Linked DNA regions of Homo sapiens: region 1 is linked to region 2. The links are chromatin loops, found by intact Hi-C in ENCODE. Cell type or tissue: OCI-LY7. All regions are shown on one strand. Links, peaks and the distances in the headings refer to the core of each region. The heading gives the core; the rest is flanking DNA.

Region 1 (2,854 bases), core at 355-2,854, 51 kb before region 2:
ACATCTCCATTAAAAAAAAAAAAAGAAAAGAAAGAAAGAAAAAGAAAAAAGATATGCAAATTGTATGCCCCAACTTCTGAATCAGAAACTGTTGGTGGGGCCCTGCAATGGAGTTTTAACAAACTCTCCATGTAATTCTGATATAGCCTAAAGTTTGAGAACCACAGATTTTATCCAATCCCCTAAGGTCATTTGCTTAAAGGAACAAGGTTTCTTAGAAGTACCCGTGCTAGGCCAGGCGCGGTGGCTCACGCCTGTAATTCCAGCACTTTGGGAGGCCGAGGCGGGCGGATCATGAGGTCAGGAGATCGAGACCATCCTGGCGAACATGGTGGAACCCTGTCTCTACTGAAAATATAAAAAATTAGCCGGGCATGGTGGCGGGCGCCTGTAATCCCAGCTACTCAGGAGGCTGAGGCAGGAGAATGGTGTGAACCCGGGAGGAGGAGCTTGCAGTAAGCCGAGATCATGCCACTGCGCTCCATCCTGGGCAACAGAACAAGACTCGTCTCAAAAAAAAAAAAAAAAAAAAAAAAAAGTGGCCATGCTAGGCTCTCAACCCCAAGTCCAATTCATTTAATACTTACCCCATGCTGTCCCACTATGAGTCCTGGTTCTTAACTCTGGGACGAGAAAGCATAAAGCAAACTTCTATTTCATAACAACAAGCCTTCAATTATAGTATCTCCCTTTCCCTAGGATCATTTTCTGTTTTCTGAGTTCCATCAACATTGTGTCATGTGCTATGTATGTTTTATCTTGTCCAGTTAAAATTTGTCACTTTGAATGGAGCACGGCGCTCCTGGTAGGCAGCAGAAGCCAAAAGAATTACAGACCAGGCTGGGCGCAGTGGCTCACCCCTGTAATCCCAGCACTTTGGGAGGCTGAGGCGGGTGGATCACAAGGTCAGGAGTTAGAGACCAGCCTGACAAACATGGTGAAACCCCGTCTCTACTAAAAACACAAAATTAACCAGGTGTGGTGGCACGCGCCTGTAATCCCAGCTACTCAGGAGGCTGAAGCAGGACAATCTATTAAAACTGGGAGGCCGAGGTTGCAGTGAGCCGAGATAGCGTCACTGCACTCTGGCCTGGGCGACAGAGCGAGACTCTGTCTCCAAAAAAAAAAAAAAGAAAAAAATTACACACCAAATTCCTTAAATTGATTGGAATTACACAGAACAAATGTGTTTCTCATGTATCTTACCTACTCTGTCATTTGTCTCGTTTTGCATTTAAAGGAAATATTATTCAACACAACCATAGAATCAATTTATGTTTCCCTACCCTGATATCAAAGGTCAGTCAATACCATGTCCCACAAACTGATGACTTCTGATATACTGTACATAAACATGTAAAGGTGAGAAAGGCACCATAAAGTATGACTAAACCCAAAAATATATGCAGTTAGTTTAGAGAAAGAAAAAAGGAAGCAGAGTAAAGATTAAGTCAATCCTTTCATTGACACATCAACAGCAAGAGCAAAAATAACCCAAGGAAGTTATTTGTTAAACCTTAAAAATAATAAAAATGTATTATTACATTTATACTTACATTAGATGATGAAATAACTTGTTTGTACCAGAGAGATCCTCGAAAAACTTCGATTTATCAGAACTTCAAATTTCAAAAAAGAGAAACCAGAACAAGCTACTAATTAAGTTCTTACCAGGGATGGTGTGGTATCTTCATCACTGTCTCCATCCTGACTACTTTCCACATCAACACTGAGATTCATCGCATCTGCCGTTCTCTTGGGTTGTAGCTTGTTACTTTCAGTATGAACAGCTGAGGATGAATTTTGCAGCGTGGATTCTGCCTTGGAAGATGTGTTTTTCATCTTTGGAGGTATAATCCTTCTGCAAGTTTTCTTTATTTTAGTCTTCTTACACGCCACTTCATTGTTAGAATTCTTTTCTGATAGGGATTTGGGGCACATAAGCTGGTCTAGCTGGTAATTACTGAGTGAAAAGGGGGCAAGATAGACCTTAGCTGTTTTTATTAAAACTGTAGTCTGTGCTGGTCTCAGAGACACATAAGCGATGTTTTGATTTTCTTTATATTCATTTACCTATTCAGATCAATAAAAGAAAACAGAATATTAGAACTCCAAGTCCTGTGCCTTTTCTTACAGGATCCCTAACAGATCTAATAATTCCCATTTCCCAAAGACAATATAAATCCAAATTGAGGCCAGGTGCAGTGGCTCACGCCTGTAATCCCAGCACTTTGGGAGGCCCAATCGGGCAGATCGCGAGGTCAGGAGATCGAGACCATCCTGGCTAACATAATGAAACCACCTGTCTCTACTAAAAATACAAAAATTAGCTGGGCATAGTGGCACACGCCTGTAGTCCCAGCTACTCAGGAGGCTGAGGCAGAAGAATCACTTGAACCCGGGAGACGGAGGTTGCAGTGAGCCGAGATCACACCACTGCCCTCCAGCCTGGGCAACAGAGTGAGACTTAAGCTCAAAAAAATAAATAAATCCAAATTGACACCCTTCGTAAGAAAACTTATTTTCCCCTCCAAAATCCTAGATATGTAATTCACTAACCTTAACCTCAGTAGAATTCACTTACTGGGCACATTTGCCCATAAGTTTTCCAGACCAATAATAATAATGACTAGCATTTGTGACTGGGGCAAATACCCCAACTGTCAGCTGCGGATTGTCTGGAATTATTTAAAGAGTGTGAAGCCGATCATAACTGTGGCAGAAGAAAACGCAGAAGGTTGAAGAAAGGGAATCCCAGATGTGACTCTCCCACTATTTCTCGGGTTATTGATAAGAACCTTTCGTCAAAGCTGAAGGCCTAAGGGCAGGGATCCCCCGCCTACCCCCGGTGCCA
Region 2 (2,893 bases), core at 394-2,893:
CTTAAAACTTTTTCTTGATCCTATTTCCTCCACCATGACTCCCATTTCTCTGTCCCCGTATTCAGCAAAACTCAGGTTTCTTTTTGAGATGGAGTCTCACTCCAGCCTAAGCTGGAGTGGAGTGGCGTGATCTCAGCTCACTGCAACATTCACCTCTGGGGCTCAAGCGATTCTCCTGCCTCAGCCTCCCAAGTAGCTGGGACTACAGGTGTGCGCCACCACACCTGGTTAATTTTTTTGTAGTTTTAGTAGAGACAGGGTTTCACCATGTTGCCCTGGGTGGTCTCGAACTCCTGAGCTCAGGTAATCCACCTGCCTCAGCCTCCCAAAGTGCTGGGATTACAGGCATGAGCTACCGCACCCAGCCTCTTTTTTTTTTTTTTTTTTTTTTTTTTTTTTTTTTGAGATGGAATCTGCCAGCGCGCCTGGCCTTTTTTTCTTTTTTTGAGACAGGGTCTCTCTCTGTTGCTCAGGCTGAAGTTCAGTGGCGAAAACATGGCTCACTGCAACCTGATTCATGGATTCAAGCGATCCTCCTGCTTCAGCCTCCTGAGTAGCTGGGACTACAGGCATGCACCGCCATGCCCAGCTAAGAGACCAGCTTTATCCATTACCACAACTGTTTATCAGATTAGGATATTGCCGCAGAGAAACAGAAATAGCACAGATTTTAAAGATCAACTTTATTGAAGTATAATTTACATACAAATTTTATGTGTATTAGCCGGGCGCGGTGGCTCATCCCTGTAATCCCAGCACTTTGGGAAGCCGAGGCGGGTGGATCACGAGGTCAGGAGATCAAAACCATCCTGGCTAACACGGTGAAACCCCATCTCTACTAAAAATACAAAACATTAGCCAGGCGTGGTGGTGGGTGCCCGTAGTCCCAGTTACTCGGGAGGCTGAGGCAGGAGAATGGCGTGAACCCAGGAGGCGGGGCTTGCAGTGAGCGGAGATCGTGCCACTGCACTCCAGCCTGGGCGACAGAGCAAGACTTCGTCTCAAAAAAAAAAAAAAAAATGTATTTTTTTTTTATGAGTTTTGACAAATGTATAGGTAATTTTATTTGTAGTAGAGGACGTTAAGGTTCCCGGGGATTGTGCAGGTCCAGGGATTTAACAGAGGGATCCTGTTTAGGAAACAGGACAACATCGGGGCTCTTGGGAAACATAATCAAACAGGAACAAGTGGAGACACCAAGGGCTGGCCAGAGGTTGGTGCTGGGGTCTCAGTGCACCAGGATCTGGCCCTCTGGAATGCCTGGCGACTTCATGGCAGCTCCTGGCCCTCCTCAGGGAGCGGTCTCACCACTCTGACGCGTGTTTAGGCCACGAGGTGAGACCTAGGACTGGGTTCTGGCTCTCTGCCCTGCAACTTTCCTGCCACTACCCGCGCCCGTATCCCTGCCCACCAACTGGGGGCGCTCCAGTCGGTGACAGCCAACTTTCACTGCTGCCACCACAACCGCAGGGCCCCAATTACCTCTCTGTTAGAAATCGGTTTCAGAGCGGTGGAACCGCGGGCGGGAAAAAGCCCAGGCGCTGTCTCGGGTGCCCCTTCGTGTCAGCCATCCTCTGGTCTCTCGGGTCTCCGAAGCTCGGGGCTAACTGGGCGCGAACCGCTGAGCCCGCCTACCAACCAGGCCCTTTCTCCCGCCCCTCTGCGGCTGAAACCCTCAAGGGGTTGCAGGTTCAGCTTTCACTTAGAGACAGCAACTCCAAATTCAGGGTCGCTGGGGAAACTAAGGCAGGACTGGGGACTCTGAGTGAGAGGTCAGACGCTGGTCGCGGACTCTTTCTCCCGAGAACTGGGGATAGCTCTTCCGATAGCCCAAAGCGATTCATGCGGATCCTAGAAGAAAGCGCCGAGGTCCGGGCGGTTGGCCGGGGAGAGCGAAGCGCCGCCCACGCGGCTGGGAAAGCTTGGGGTGGCGCTGGCGGGAGGTGGGGCCGGGGGCGGGTTCCTGGCGGAGGGTGGGGCAGACGTGGGTTACCGGGTGTGCCAACCAAACCCTGAACAGAGGAGGTGGCGGTGGTGGCCCTCGCCTGTGGCCCCCGTGCTGCTTGCACTCGAACTCGTCGCCATGGAGGAGCTCCAGGAGCCTCTGAGAGGACAGCTCCGGCTCTGCTTCACGCAAGCTGCCCGGACTAGCCTCTTACTGCTCAGGCTCAACGACGCTGCCCTGCGGGCGCTGCAAGAGTGTCAGCGGCAACAGGTACGGCCGGCCCCCTTCTTCTCTAGTCACTGCCCCTAGGGACCTTGGGCCTCAGCCGGCGACCCTGGAGAAGGTGCAGGGGAGAGGGAGCGGCTTCCGCAAGCTCTGGCCTCCCCACCTCTCCAAGTGAAGCCCGCTAGGCAGGTGATCCCGGGCTCCGGACGCCGGATCCTGGGGACACTGCTTCACCTGCGCTCAACGGTCACATCTTCGCTCTCCCCGCAGGTACGGCCGGTGATTGCTTTCCAAGGCCACCGAGGGGTAAGTGCGAGCTCAGGGTGTGTGAGCGAGGTGAGGGCGAGGGAGCATAAACGTGGGCTGGAGGTGGAAGGTGCGGTCGGGGCCGGAGGCTGCGAGTAGTCACGGTCTGAGGTAGTTCCGATAACTGAACTCCAAGTGGGGCGAGGAGGCTGCTGGGGTTGTCCCAGGGGGCTGTGGTTTGAGGGGACTGTGCTGTTTCGGCCTCCTGGGGAACTCAGGCCCAGCTGCACCTGGTGTGCTAACAAGCCCTGTGGGACCCGTCTTAGTCTTACTTACGGACTGGCTCCCGGACGAGTGGCGGCGGCAGGAGGGGGAGGGGCTGACTTCATGGGGCTTACCGTCTCCTTCCACCCCCAGTATCTGAGACTCCCAGGCCCTGGTTGGTCCTGCCTCTTCTCCTTCATAGTGTCCCAGTGT

The links. Hi-C counts contacts between places; a loop is a spot of excess contacts. Peaks named below come from ENCODE experiments on the same cell type or tissue, not always from the same donor. Only the 100,000 strongest peaks of a DNase experiment are listed, where the experiment ranks them.
Region 1: a loop joins it to region 2, with 6 times the contacts of the local background. A loop is called at or near these places in 13 of 110 quality-filtered maps.

The regions. Positions count from the first base shown.
Region 1 is chr15:43,827,184-43,830,037 of GRCh38, reverse strand. WDR76 (WD repeat domain 76) reads right to left here. Exons shown (of 13, transcript NM_024908.4): 2 at 1,672-2,073. Among named protein-coding and RNA genes, the nearest start is that of WDR76, 1.6 kb to the right of the region's middle. In OCI-LY7, for the core only: no CTCF peak of the experiment used is centred there; a DNase peak (open chromatin) is centred at 1,747; H3K4me3 peaks cover 2,500 bases; H3K27ac peaks cover 2,500 bases.
Region 2 is chr15:43,776,092-43,778,984 of GRCh38, reverse strand. ELL3 (elongation factor for RNA polymerase II 3) reads left to right here and starts at 2,019. Exons shown (of 11, transcript NM_025165.3): 1 at 2,019-2,215; 2 at 2,441-2,476; 3 at 2,834-2,893. The coding sequence starts at 2,084. It also overlaps a transcript of SERF2 not described here. RefSeq lists enhancers at 1,687-1,896, 2,507-2,556, 2,050-2,578 and a silencer at 1,957-2,066. In OCI-LY7, for the core only: CTCF peaks have their summits at 1,222 and 1,423 (motif pointing right); DNase peaks (open chromatin) are centred at 1,524, 1,954 and 2,684; H3K4me3 peaks cover 2,449 bases; H3K27ac peaks cover 2,461 bases.